Regions from separate parts of the Homo sapiens genome. Here region 2 is linked to region 1. A link is an interaction called in ENCODE POLR2A ChIA-PET data of the cell type or tissue named here. Cell type or tissue: OCI-LY7. All regions are shown on one strand. Links, peaks and the distances in the headings refer to the core of each region. The heading gives the core; the rest is flanking DNA.

What was found. Peaks named below come from ENCODE experiments on the same cell type or tissue, not always from the same donor. Only the 100,000 strongest peaks of a DNase experiment are listed, where the experiment ranks them.
Region 2: POLR2A ChIA-PET joins it to region 1 with 13 read pairs; 7 of 35 experiments call an interaction of 5 or more read pairs at or near these places.

Annotation. Positions count from the first base shown.
Region 1 is chr10:16,805,690-16,812,999 of GRCh38, forward strand. All of the region lies in intron 2 of RSU1 (Ras suppressor protein 1), which reads right to left. Among named protein-coding and RNA genes, the nearest start is that of RSU1, 8.1 kb to the right of the region's middle. In OCI-LY7, for the core only: CTCF peaks have their summits at 3,853 (motif pointing left) and 4,053; a DNase peak (open chromatin) is centred at 3,842.
Region 2 is chr10:15,859,123-15,866,777 of GRCh38, forward strand. MINDY3 (MINDY lysine 48 deubiquitinase 3) reads right to left here and starts at 1,385. Exons shown (of 15, transcript NM_024948.4): 1 at 1,084-1,385. The coding sequence starts at 1,177. RefSeq lists an enhancer at 1,127-1,176. In OCI-LY7, for the core only: no CTCF peak of the experiment used is centred there; a DNase peak (open chromatin) is centred at 1,389; H3K4me3 peaks cover 1,308 bases; H3K27ac peaks cover 901 bases.

The DNA.
Region 1 (7,310 bases), core at 1,643-6,642:
TTTTTTTTAAAGAGGGAGAATGAAGATAGCATATGCATAAGACAACTGTTTTTAGCAATACTGGCATTAGTAATATTAGTATTGTTAATTGCGTGTCAGGTACCAAATCTGAGACTGTGAGATATTCCAATTCTATCATCACCCATATCTGTAAGAGGCACGCTTCCGAGTGGAAGGGAGGTCAAGATGAGGACTAGAAGGAGGAGTTAAGTAAAAGCCTTGCATTCTGTTATGTATTTCCATTGGAACTACCAGTATAAGCTCAGGAGGCTGGCAGTCTCAGGACTTAAAGGGAGAGTGACTAGGAGGAGCACCAGCTCCCAACCTACTGATAATGTTTCTTGCTTTGAAAATCTGTCAACTTGTACTGTCATTATGCACTTATCGATACGAATACTTCAATAAGGTTTTTTGGAATAGATTTTTTTAAAACTATGTGTAAGTATTTTGGGAAGATGAAGGTTCCTGTTTCCCTGGTTCAAATGGGATAAACATAGGTAGTGTCCCTGAATGCATTCCTAAATTGTTACAGAATCATTAGCCCAGACAGGACAGCTACCATGGCTTCTAGAACATGACCGGGTGGCCACAGGCACTCAGCATGCTCGCTGAATTAGCCGTTATCTTCATCTCCTCCACAGGGTATGTGCATATGACTGTCAGAAACCAGTAAGGCAAAACAGGAGAAGCTGAGAACACTGCTTCCGACGTCTGCAGGTGTGGCTTCAAATCTGGGCTCTACCACTTATTGCCTGGGTGACTTTGAGCAAGTTAATGATGCTCCTTAAATCTGTTTCCTTACCTATTAACTATATAATGACAATACATTGTGAGGTTTGAAAGATTAATCCATACAGAGGGCTTAGCACAATGCCTGGTATGTGGTAAATGTGTGCGTGTATTATATTAATACACTCCATGCATAGATGGCATGGTATTTCAATCATATTATCTATTATTTTCATCCTCCTAACAAAGAGTGCACAACGTTGTAGAATACAAACATATAATAAATTACATAGGCATCTTTGACACGCCCTAAAGACTTAAGCATTTACAGCTGTTTCATTATTTATTTATTTTGAAAGAGTCTCACTCTTGTCGCCCAGGCTGGAGTACAATGGCGTGATCTTAGCCCACTGGAGCCTCTACCTCCCAGGTTCAAGTGATTCTCCTGCCTCAGCCTCCCAAGTAGCTGGGATTACAGGCATGTACCACCACACCCAGCTAATTCTTGTATTGTTAGTAGAGAGGGGGTTTCACCATGTTGGCCAGGGTGGTCTCAAACTCCTGACCTCACTCAGGTGACCCACCCACGTTGGCCTCCGGAAGCGCTGGGATTACAGCAGGCATGAGTCAGGCTGGGATTACAGCAGGCATGAGCCACTGCGCCCAGCCTCACTTACAGCTGTTAAGAACACCAAGTTACATAGACCACCATTCAAACACTGAGATTGCAAACCACATTACCGTTCTCCGGTCTGCACTGTGTCCTGAAAAACTAAGAGGCGAAACCTCCTTGCAAGTAATTGCTTGTTCTGATGTGTGCCTTTCATTTGGCCTCACCCTTAAAATTATAAGTTACACAGAGTCCAAAGGAATAATTAATGGATATGCAAAGAAACGGATGAAATAAGAAGGATCTTTATGAGGTATGGATACTATAACTAAAACTACCATTTAATGTACTTCAGGTTTATTCTATTTGATACATGAACCAATATTTCCCCAACACAATCTTTTCCAGCCCCATACTTTGTAGTGTTTTAAGCTAATGTTCTAAGTTTGAAGACAAAAGAAAATGAATTAACATACGGTATACAAAGATCTCACATCTGATCATTCCATTCTATTGAGATTAATAGTTTTTCAGGAAACCATAAAGAAAGTGGGGAGGGTTCTGCTAATATTGATGGAGATTAAGTTGCTTCTTATGTTTTCTTCAACAGTTAAAGCTCTGCAACCATCCTGTAAACCCAAGTTTCCAAGCTGGCAGGGCTAGCCCAATAACACTATTTTATTTGCTTAACACAGTGTTTTAAAGAATTCTGAGACGAGGTACGGTGGCTCACACCTGTAATCCTAGCACTTTGGGAGGCTGAGGCAGGCGGATCATGATGTCAGGAGACTGAGACCATCCTGGCTAACACGGTGAAATCCCGTCTCTACGAAAAATACAAAAAATTAGCCGGGCTTGGTGGCGGGTGCCTGTAGTCCCAGCCACTGGGGAGGCTGAGGCAGGAGAATGGCGTGAACCTGGGAGGCAGAGCTTGCAGCGAGCCGAGATCACGCCACTGCACTCCAGCCTGGGTGACACAGCAAGACTCTGTCTCAAAAAAAAAAAAAAAAAAGAATTCTGAAAATGAATGCCTTACGGTAAGGCAGGCCCTAGGAGTCACCTCTCCTTGGCATCCAAGCCTGGCCCTGGTGAGCCCTTCGGGGCTAGGATACAACACAGCACAGTATCACACAGCAAACCTTTCAGACACACTCAAGAGTGAACTCCAACCGGGCGCAGTGGCTCACACCTGTAATCCCAACACTTTGAGTGGCGAAGGCAGGTGGATCACCTGAGGCCAGGATTTCAAGACCAGCCTGGTCAACATGGCAAAACCCCATCCCCATCTCTACTAAAATTAAAAAAATTCGCCAGGCGTTGTGGCAGGTGCCTGTAATCCCAGCTACTTGGAAGCCTAAGGCAGGAGAATCGCTGGAACCTGGGAGGCGGAGGCTGCAGTGACCGTGATCATGCCACTGCACTCTAGCCTGGGCAACAAGAGTGAAACTCCATTTAAGAAAAAAAAAAAAAAAAAAAAACAAAGTGAACTCCGTTTCCACCACTGCCTGAGTGACACTGGGGACTTTATAGAACCTCCATAGCTCTCTACTTTCTCATCTATAAAATGCTGACGGTAGGTGAACCAAAGAGGGATGTTATGAGTGTGAGAAGCACTTACCACAGAGTAGGCACTCAGGTCTGTATCATTTGAGAACCTCTAATCTAGATGTTATGGAATGAACTATGTCTTCCCAAAACTAATATGCTGAAGCCCCAATCCCAAATACCTCAACATGTGACTATATTTGGAGATGGGGCCTTTAAAGAGGCGATCAGGTTAAAATGAGGTCCTTAAGGTGGACCCTATCCCAATCTGACTATTGTCCTCATGAGAAGAGGAAACTGAACAGACTGAGGGACAGCAGGGATGCAGAGGGAAGATCATGTGAGCACAGCAAGAAGACGGCCACCTGCAAGCCCAGGAGAGAGGCCTCAGGAGCAGCCAGCCCTGCTGACACTATGATCTTGAACTTCCAGCCTCCAGGACCGTGGGAAATAAATTTCTGTTGTCAAAATCACCCAGCCTGCGGTGTTTTGTTTTGCAGCCGTAGGACATTAACAAAGTAGGTACTATTAATCCTATTATTGGCCTTTTGGGCTTTGCTAGCACCTCAAACCTGAAATACTGTTTTACAGCATTAAGCATCACACGCTGATGGAATCTGCTCAATGGGGACACTGCAAATTCCATTTCCTTTGATTGGAAACATGCTCTGATCAGCACTTCTCTATTCAGAGGCCACATGCAAGGCAGCTGTGAAACATGCCAACCTCAAAGATGCTCTGGTTGACTGTAACATACGTGAGATTTCTTTCACTGTGAGCTACACAGATAAAATGCCATTAAGACTCCATCTCTCTACCCAAAGACAGAACCTGGCGAATGAAGGTGGAAGAACTGTAGAGGCAGCAAAGCTCTGTGTGGAGATGAGACGAGCTGTGTCCAGCCTCCCAGGGAGCCCAGGAGCAAAACACAGAGGCTCAACACTGACCCCTGCTGCTCACACACTTGATCTAGACCAAATGCTCCTTGGCCACATTTTTACATCATCCTTTGGTTTAAAAAATAAAAAAATTAACCCACCTGCACAAACTTGCTATCCAAAGAAGAGGTCTTTACGCTGAATTAAAAAAAAAGTCATCTCTAGTCTTTTCTCTAACAATGGATCTCCTGTATCTAGATTGTGTTTTCTTTCAACTAGGTTCATGTGAATTTATGAATAAATAATACAGGGTATGGTTTTCAATTATTATCCATACCAATTGTAGCATTGGTTATAATGGCAAAGCAGTGAGTGTTATAGTTCTTATGGTGAAAATATAACTACTTCACATGTAATAGACACCTTATAGTCATCTTAACATAACAAACAATAATTTCTCAGTAGATAATTTTAAAATTCAATATAAGACCAGGCACATTGGCTCACACCTGTAATCCCAGCAATTTGGGAGGCCGGGGGTGGGGGGGGGAGGTGAATCACCTGAGGTCAGGAGTTCAAGACCAGCCTGGCCAACATGGCAAAACCCCATCTCTACCAAAAATACAAAAATTAGCGGAGCATGGTAGCTGGCACCTGTAATCCCAACTACTCCAGAGGCCAAGGCAGGAGAATTGCTTCAACCTGGGAGGCGGAGGTTGCAGTGAGCCAAGATCGCGCCACTGCACTCCAGCCTGGGCAACAGAGTGAGACTGTGTCTCAAAAAATAAAAAAATAAAAAAATAGAAATTAAAAAATTCAATGTAAACTCCCAAACGAACTCTGGTTACATAATGCCTATCATAAAAAAATACATTCAATAAATAGTTACTGCAGGACACAGAGTATTTTAATTATTAGTGGAAAAATTACCAGTTTTCAAAGCATGTCTGCCATTCTCAACAGAAACTTGGCCACAAGCACATCCCAACGAAAATCCTGCTGCTGTTCCCCCAGCAGCCGCCCCCCGGGCTATGCACAGCTCTGAACTCGCCAGTGTGTGGCAACGGCTGTTCCTCTTGACCCTAGCACACTGGGCCCAGCCGCCCAACTTCTCCTGGGAATTCTGACTCAGGTGAGGAATAAGGCAGTGGGTGTGCTGGTTTGACAAGACCATGGGACAGGTGGGCAAAGACCACTGAGAAGTACCATCACCAACGTTTCCAAGAAATAAAGATATTGTTTTGCACTTGTTACACCATCACAGATAAAATGGTTTTTACAATAGTCATGCACCGCTTAATAATGTTTCACTCAACAATGAACCACCCGGGAGGCTGGGGCAGGCAGATCGCTTGAGTCCAGGAGTTCAACACCAGCCTGGGAGAAATGGCGAAACCCCATCTCTATAAAAATTACAAAAATTTGCCGGCAGTGGTGGCATGTGCCTGTAATCTACGCTACTTGGGAGGCTGAGGTGGGAGGATCACTTGAGCCCAGGAAGCCGAGGCTACAGTGAGGCAAGATCATGCCACTGTAGTCCAGCCTGGGCAACAGAGTGAGACCTTGTCTCAAAAACACAAACAAACAATGGACCACAAATATGACAGCGGTCCCACGAGATAACAATAATGTACTATATTTTTACTGTATGTTTTTGTATAAAGACACACACACTCACCATCATGTTACAATTCCCTATGGGATTCCATACAATCACATGCTGTACAGTTTTGTAGCCTAAGAGCAAAAGCCTGAGTCACAAGCACACCATCTAGCCCAGGTGTGTAGTAGGCTACACCATCTGGGTGTGTGTAGGGACATTCTGGGAATGACCACACAATGACAAAATCTTATTATGCATTTCTCATAACGTATCCCCACCATTAAGTAATGCATGAGTGTTCTAATAATAGCAAGTATTAAGACCATCAGGTACCGGGTGGTACACTAGGCCCTTATAGATATTAATTCACAATGACCCTATGAGGTGCTCTTATTATTCCCATTTTATAGATGAGGCACCTGAGGCACAGAGAGGTCAAGCAACTTGCCCAAGGATACACAGCTAGTAGCAAACAAAAAAGATGCTTACAAAAAAGCCACCAGGGCCACTAGAGCCAGAATGTCAGAGGACTGACAAAAAGTCAAATGCCATTACCGATTCAGTCATGCCAAAGGGGCTACACCTCTTCTTTGTTTCAATGAAGCATTTCCAGTTTTAACCCTATCATACAATCAAAAATAGAAGTTGTCAGTTCCATCTTGTTCCTGATAGCTGGAAACTGCTTCCCTCTGGAAACTGCGGAGAAGCCTGCAGGAAGGAGACAGAGTACATGCTCCTTCTCCAGAGCTATGCTTTCTCCCTTAGCCAACCTGAATCTCTTAACTAAAAGCAGTAACATTCCTTCTTCAATAAATTTTTCCCAAGTACTATGCCAAGTAGAGAGACACTTCAGCTAGGCTGGATGGGATGGTGGGTCAGAACTGAGTATTCTCGAGGGGCCTCCTTGAGGAGGTCACAGGAAATGGAGTCATGTGAATAGTTAAGTCCTTCCTTCTTTCAACAAGCACTAACTGACAAGGGGGCAAGGGCTAGCTGGAGCGAGAAAAACGAAAAGGGCTCCCCAGGCCAAGAAGCGGCGTGTTTAAAAACAGAAAGGTGGGCACATACACACAACCTAGAGGAGTGAAAACATAAATAATTTTAAGGCCGGGCACAGTGGCTCACGCCTGTAATCCCAGAACTTTGGGAGGCCAAGGCGGGTGGATCACTTGAGGTCACGAGTTCAAGACCAGCCTGGCCAATATGGTGAAACCCCGTCTCTACTAAAAATATAAAAATTAGCCAGGTGTGGTGGCGCACGCCTGTAACCCCAGTTACTGGGGAGGCTGAGGCAGGAGAATCGCTTGAACCCAAGAGGTGGAGGCTGCAGTGAGCAGAGATCACGCCACTGCACTCCAGCCTGGGCAACAGAGCAAGACTCCATCTCAAAAACAAAAAACAAAAATTAAAAAACAAAAAAATGATTTTAATAGATTATATCTAAAATTACAGGTCCTCCCCAGCTCTTTAATCTATCCCCCAAAGAAGGTCGACATGGATAGCATGTGTTCCAGGTTTAACAAGACTTTTGAGATAGCTCTTCCAGATAACCCATGATCATATTTGTTTATTATTTTGCCTGGTCCTTTAGAAAGACCACTCCCTTGAAAGCAGGTTGTTTTCGAGATTTATCTGAAAAATATTTTAGTCTAACTTGGAAAAAAAATGATAAAGGCTTGACCACCCAGAGAGGGCAATACACTTGAAGAGATTAAAAAATCAGGAAACACTTAAATAAGAGAAATGAAAGAAAGTTCCTCCGGCTACAGCTGGGATTCTGTCTCTATGGAAATGGAAGCTGATTACAGGGCCCTTCAAAATCAACTTTATCAACCAGATGAAGACAGCTGCTGCTTGGGAAAGAGTTTCTGCAGTGAAATCTCTTTAATAAAAAGAATAAAATCAGCAGCATTACGATTATGCTGGGAAGCTTTTTTTTTTTTTT
Region 2 (7,655 bases), core at 1,059-6,058, 950 kb before region 1:
ATATCCCAACTTAACAATACATCGTAATTGTAATTTTACCAGCTCTTAAAACAAACATGTGGGAGGGAGGGAGAGATTACGTAAATCCTGAATTTTTGTTACAAAATACACGTTTTGAAATAGGGGTTTATATTTACTATGCCAAAATTCCGCCCAATCTATTTCGGGAACAGGTGTTCCCTAAATAGATGTTTTAATAATAATAGTGTTTTACATACATAAATTATTGATCCTTCTGACTCAAGGTTATGTTTTAACCTCATCATCATCTTTCCTAAGTCACCTTTAGGAATGTGTCAGTTGTTTGCCTATCCAAACTTAAGAATTAGGGATAGTTACTAGTATAAAGCGCCCAGCCTGTTACAGTGCAAGAATTCAATAAATGCTTATTTTATTTCATTATTATTTGTACTAAGACTCTTCATGTAAGTAAAAGTCCTGTCTGGGTTACAAGCATACCGGCCGAGGAAGTACTATGATCCATATTCCTTTTTTAACCGTGACAGATAATAAACCATATAAAAAACGGGGATACTTTGGGCCAAGAGTACACTTTTTAGCAAATAACAGTGTTTATACACAGACTACCACGCCTAACCACATAATGACAATACAAACAAAAAACTGCTTTTTGGAATTAGCCACTTGGACTTTCCCTTGGACGTCCCTCCTTCTCACCAAAAATAGACCAACCACCACCAATAGACAGCTCTGTTAGGGGGTAAAGATGCGGAAGGCCACAGCACCCCTTGAGAAAGTGACACCGGGGCACGGGGCGCATCTTCCGTGTCACGCCCTGCAACCCAGCAAGGGGCCACCCTCTCCTCCTCCCCAGCCGAAGGGCAGCCCGGAGGATGGAAAGAGCGCTGCGGGTATTTAGTGGCAGCTGTAACCATTCTCCTACTCAAACTCTCCCCACCAAGGCAAGGCAGGGCGTGTCTAGAAAGTCCAGCTTCAGCGCTGAGCACGGCGACTGGGGCAGAGAGCGGGGCACGCGAGGGGCTGGAGCGAGAGGCGTCACAGGCGGACTCTCGCAGGGCAAAAGAAGCAGCGGCTGCAAGTGTGAGAGCCCCGCCAGGGTACCTTGCGTCCAGCGGCAGAAAATGGTGTCCGAGAGACCGGGGCTGCTCTTGGTGCCCCACACCAGCTCCATCAGCTCTTTAGTCAGTTCGGACATGATGAGGAACCGGCGGGCGGATCTTCGCTTTGCGGACTCCTGCCCCGGAACATGGGGAAGGGGCAACTCCGGAAACAGCAGCTGCGGGACGGCGGCGGCAAACGAATTGGAAGGTGAGGCAGGAAAGAAGAAGGGGCTGAGAGCCACTTGCAGAGACCAAGCCTGTCAAGCCAGGTTGGGGCAGCAGCGAGTTTTCCGTACCGGAAGTGCTGGTGCCACTTCCGACTCCTCTTTAACTCCCGCCCCTTAAGGCTGAGGGCCCGGAAGTCCCCTCCCCGGAAGTGAAATTGGAGGCGGAAACAGGCACGGAAAGCGGTGGAAGTAGCTTCTGACCTTTCTGAACTGTCTGGGACCCTTTGGTGGGGTGGTAGTTTTTGTATTGGGAAGGGGCGTCGGCGTGTTTCTAAACTCCAGGAATACCTTCTTCCTCTACGCACTGCTCTGGGCTAAGCTGGAGGCTCTGAGGCCCAGGCACTAGGAATTAGAACATATGCCCATTGCTTGTATTTTTCAATATTAATTTTGCAAAACTAGAACTATAAGGCAATAGTTGAGTCACAGTGCGGTAACATCCGTGCCTTTGTAGGGCGCTTCTCATAAGCTGGAGGCTGTCCGCCTCTGTACTTCAATAAATCAAAGTCAGACCAACTATTACCTAAAAACATGGCAAAGAATGTGGCATAATGTGCATTAGAAATGCTTCCACCAGCTGCAACGCAGAATTACAAGGTATTTGTAGGGAAACAAATTCAGAGCAACCTGTTTGTAAATGTTACAGCATTTTCATCTCCAGTTTTTGACACTGCAGAGTGTGTGGGCAACACCTGGACTAAAGTTTAGGTTTTACTCATTAACTAGCAGTTAAATTGAGTTCATGTGAAAACTTATGTTTGTGCTGCTTAAAAAAAGAGGGCTTGTATTGCCCGAGCTTTGAATTTAAAACGAAAGGGCAAAATCTGATTTAAAAAAAAATACATGCTTTTATTTTGGTTCTGTAAGGTTTCTGTACTCCTTGGAAACCATATTACTTTGGGATGCAGTAATGCAATAGTTAAGAGGCCAAGCTGTGGGTCATACTGGCCCATATTCCTACCTTTTGCACTTACTAGCAAGTTACCTACTATCTACCTAGGCTTTTTTCTTTCTAAAAGGGAGATTGCATACATTTCATATATTGTAAGGAATAAATGGAAAAAGTAACACATACAAAGGATTTGGTGTACTTCCTAGCACATGGAAGGCATTTATGCAACAGTGGGTATTTTTTTTACCTCAAGAAGCCATTTTGTGGGAATTTGATGCAACAGTAGTTCTGACTTTTTTACCCATAAATTCTAGCCAGTTGTATTTTAGTATAATACGTTATGTTCTCTAATTTCAAAAACATGCAGTTTCATTGTAGAATACCCTTGCATTTGGCTAATTAAAATTAACCCTTAATTTAAAATCTTTTAGATTGCAAATAAGGTTTTGTTAATTTATGCTTTATTACTAGCTATTTTTTCCTATTTATACGTTATTTCTAATTTTATTTTAATTAATTTAATTTTATTTCTTCAGTACCCTTTACTGTAATTACAGGGACTTGCCCAAAGTGCCTGTAGTAGAGCCATAGCATTCCTTTTGATCTTTATTCCCTTTAGAATATCCCTTGCCTTGTTTTTGCAAATCAAATCTTACCTATCCTTCATGTCAGAGTGTGCATGCCAAACTTTCTCCAGTCATTACAATTGAAAGTAATAATTATAATTTCTGAGGCTTCATAGTACCTTATGTGTAACTTGCTTATGACAATTCCTATCATCATTGTATTTGCAAAGAGTTATTTGCTTTTCTCTTGGGATATAAATTTATGGAAGCAAAGAGCTGCCTATTCATAATTCTAGCATGGGGCCTTGAACATCACTGGATCTCAATAATTACGATTCCAAGGAACAAAACTTGCCTTTACTGGAAATAAAGAATTCATTATCTCTCAGCAAGTGAGAGATCGGGGAAGTAGTACTGACTGCTCCAGTTAAATATCTAATATTCGCATGCTGATTACAATTTACGTAATTCTTCCACTTCCTGAAAGACACAGAAGGGTCTATGTACATAGAGCTCATAACTGGCAGACTTCTAAGTTCAGAAGTGTTTCCACATTTGACTTTCTCCATTAATGTATGTAAATATTAATGGTGTAGTGTATATAACACTACATTTGTTTCCTTTACATTAATATAGATAGTAGTTATAAGTTTGATTACTTTGTTATGAAAAAACAAAAAATTGTACTTTCAAACTGTATTTTTTTAAACGAGAAATTTTTTGATCTATGATTTTTCTTAGTTTCCAGCTACAGTGATGCTGGCAAAATCCTGGATAGACATTTATATGAATGTCCTTTCCACTTCCACATTATATTTTTTTTTTTTTTTGAGATGGAGTTTCGCTCTTTTGCCCAGGCTGGAGTGCAGTGTCACCATCTTGGCTCACTGCAACCTCCACCTTCCAGTTTCAAGTGATTCTCCTGCCTCAGCCTCCTGAGTAGCTGGGATTACAGGCACCCGCCACCATGCCCGGCTAATTTTTGTATTTTTAGTGAGATGGGGTTTCACCATGTTGGCCAAGCTGGTCTTCGACTCCTGACCTCAGGTGATCCACCCACCTCAGCCTCCCAAAGTGCTGGGATTACAGGCGTGAGCCACCACATCTGGCCCACATTATAATTTTTATGTGTAATCTTTTAAATTTTTTAATTAGCAGGACATATCTTTAACAAGGAATATTTTACTTTTAAATTATTGGCTTAATTATTCATTAGGTATAACATTTAAATAGAAATTAATATTCATCAAAATTGTTCTTATTCAGTAATTATCTATAAATAAATATTTAAGTGAATCACGTTTTGCATCTATACCTGGTGCTGGATGAAAATGCCTTTCTCTTGTTATAATGACTTGGAAAATTATGTAAATGTTCTTTCATGTATTTATAACACTTCATATTTTAGCATATTGTTTTTCTCAGGACTGTCTATGGTTTCGATTAAACTTGTATCACTGAGGTGTATATAGGTTGCATTAATAATCTTTCACTTCCTATTTATATGTAAGTTTTATTAATAATACTTCTGTTTCTTTCAAATTCAAGTCAGGGTGCTTCCATAAAACTGGGCTGAGATTTCCATTATAATGAATTCTTTTTATCCATCTTTACTACTTCAGGCAACAAAATTAATTACTCAGCATTAAACTCTAACTCTGTTTAATTATTTTCCTGTCTTTCCTCAAACTTTTTTGCCAGATAAAAGCACAACAACTTTATTGCCTAGTTCCTAGCAACTAACATGAAAAGTACAATTCTCCAGTTGGAAACCCTGGACTCCTAATTTAGTGTATTTACATTACTCCTTACCTAGAAGAAATCAAATATTTCAAAAACTCACCCTGTCATAAGATTAATAACATTTAGGTGGGTCATTAAAACAATCCCATACTCATTTATTACTAAAACTTTTTCATTTGTATGTCCTCTGCCTTCCAATAGCAGCATAAATCTACCAAAGCAAATGAAACTACTTCCTTCTGCATCATCCTAACCTTATCTCAGCAGGATAATACTTGTCCAGCTGAGCAAACAAGTCCCTTTCAGACTCACCAACATCATATTCAAGGGTGGCATAGTGTAGCACTCCCCATTGCATCTCCTACTGACATTAATACATGGTGGTAAAGGGGAAGTGTCATTAAATGCTGGGTTAAATAAATTTAAACAGGTCATTCACTGCAACTCTCCAGGAGTGGGGATTGTGTTTAATGTTAACAGACACATTTGAATCATTTCATTCACTGAACTTCTTATATAATTTATGTTCTGCAAAATACTGTTAGGGAATCAGGGGTCTAATGAAATCGTCTCTTGAAATGGAATTAGAAAATCTGAATGTTAGTCCCCATATGGGCAGTAAGTGTGATGTTGGGTGAATCATTTAACTAGCCGTACCTTGCTTTCTTCATCTGTAAAATAAGAGAACTAAATATAGGTTACTTCTTAAGGTCATATTCACTGCAGGTCCTGTACACTTCTATGATTCTAAAAAGTGGCTGTCTTTAACTTGAAATGTATGGGGATAATGGGGAGAAAAAGAATATCGGAAACGTGTATGGAATAGAGAAATAATTATGGCATTATTCTTTAAGACATAGAATAAAAGAGGTCATTTGCCATTTTAGCACTTGTGCTAACATTATGAAATGAGAAGATAAAATTCCAACTTGTACATTAACACAAGACTAGCTATATAAAGTAACCATATAATATTTACACACTTGGATGTGTCATAGGCACCTCAAACTTAATATGTGCCAAATTAAACATGACTCTTCCCACAAACCCTGCTTTACTCTCAATGTTTCATATATCAGTGAATGGTGCCATGATCTACAAAAAGCTCATTCCTTAATGTTCTTGATTGTGATAGAATGAATAAATACTCTCTTTCAGGCTCAGTTACCACATTCATAAAATGATCTTATTAATAATTGTATCATACAGCGATTGTGATATTTAATAGGGAACATTAGGCACGAAAGAATTACAAGCATTGAAAAATACTATTCTTATGTTAGTTTTATTAATGATTTAGGCAAAACATTATAAAGGAGCAAAGATGGTGTATGAATTATTTCTGCATTGAACTGGGGAAAACCAGAGAAGTTTGACCTGGATAAAATCTTGACTAGAGAAAAAAGGGAGGATGTGCATTTTATGCTTAAAATACTCTCGTGGCAGAATCTTAGCATTTGTGTTAGTAAAGAGAGATGAGTCAGGAATATCGGGTTATGGAGGGTGTAATGGACAGAATTCTGTCCCTCCAAAATCCATATATTGAAGCCCTAACCCCTGATTAAACTGGGTTTGGAGATAGAGCCTTTAAGAAGGTAGTTAAGATGAAATGAAGTCCTAAGAGTGGATTCTAATCCAATAGGACTGATTTCCTTCAAAGAGAGGAGAAAGAGACACCAGTGCATGATGTCTCCCTCTATACCAAAAAGGCCATGTAATGACACAGTGAGAAGGTTGCCGTCTACAAGCCCGGAAGGGAGGCCTCGCAAGAAACCAAACCTCTCAACACCTTGATTTTGGACCTCTAGACTCTGGAACTGCGAGAAAATAAATTTACGCTGTTTAAGCCATCCAGTCTGTGCTATTTTGTTATGGCAGCGCAAGCAAACTAATACAGTCTCTTAAAAATGTTAAATGTTAAATACAGGCATGCCTCAGAGATATTGCCGATTGAGTTTCAGATCATCACAATAAAGTGAATATTGCAATAAAGCCAGTCACACAAATGTTGTGGTTTCCTAGTGCATATAAAAGTTATATTTACACTACACCATAGTCTATTAAATGTGCAATAGCATTATGTCTAATAAAGACAATGGACATATATACTGTAATTTAAAAAATACTCAACTGCTAAAAAATGCTGATGACCATTTGAGCCTTCAGCAAGTTGCAGTCTTTTTACTTGTGGAGGGTCTTGCCTCCATGTTGGTGGCTGCTGATTGATCAGGTTGGTGGATGCTGAAGATTGGGGTCGTTGTGAAAATTTCTTAAAATAAGACAGTTTGTTGTATTGATTGACTTTTCCTTTTACAAAAGATTTCTCTGTGGCATGAGATAATATTTTATCCACAGTAGAACTTCTTACAAAATTGGAGTCAATCCTCTCCAACCCAGCTGCTGCTTTATCAACTAAGTTTATGGAATATTCTAAATCCTTTATTGTCATTTTCAACAGTGTTCATAGCATCTTCACCAGGAGTAGATTCCATCTTAAGAAACCACTTTCTTTGCTCATCCATAAGAAGCAACTCCTTATCCATTAAAATTTGATTGTGACATTATAGCAATTCAGTCATACCTTCAGCCTCCACTTCTAATTCCCATTTTCTTGCTATTGCCACCACATCTGCAGTTACTTTCTCCACTGAAGTCTTGATCCCTTCAAAGTCATCTATGAAAGTTAGAATCAATTTCTTCCAAACTCCTGTTCCTGTTGATACGTTGATATCCTTCCATGAATCACAAATGTTCTTAATGCTAGCCTTCAAGGTGGCAACTAGTGACCATGCCTCTTGATGGGCATGTCCTTGGGTAGTTCCTTTCCACATTGAAAAGACCCCAACTGCCTGACCAACTGGATATTGTGAAAGTAATGGGATGTGATTTTCAAAGGCATTGCAATTTCTGCCTGGTTTCGTGGCTCTGTTTCTTTGGGGGAAGCCAGCTGCCATGTTGTGAGGGTACTCAAGTTGTCTATGGACAGGCACACATAAAGAGAAATTCAGGCTAGATGTTCCCATCCCCAGTCTCTAAGATCCCACTTGGTTATTATTAGGACCTTCACCAAGACAAAGAAAATTCAGCTTTTTCTGAAATTCTCCTACTCTCAAAAAATAAATTCTGCCTTGGCCTTCAGCTTTGT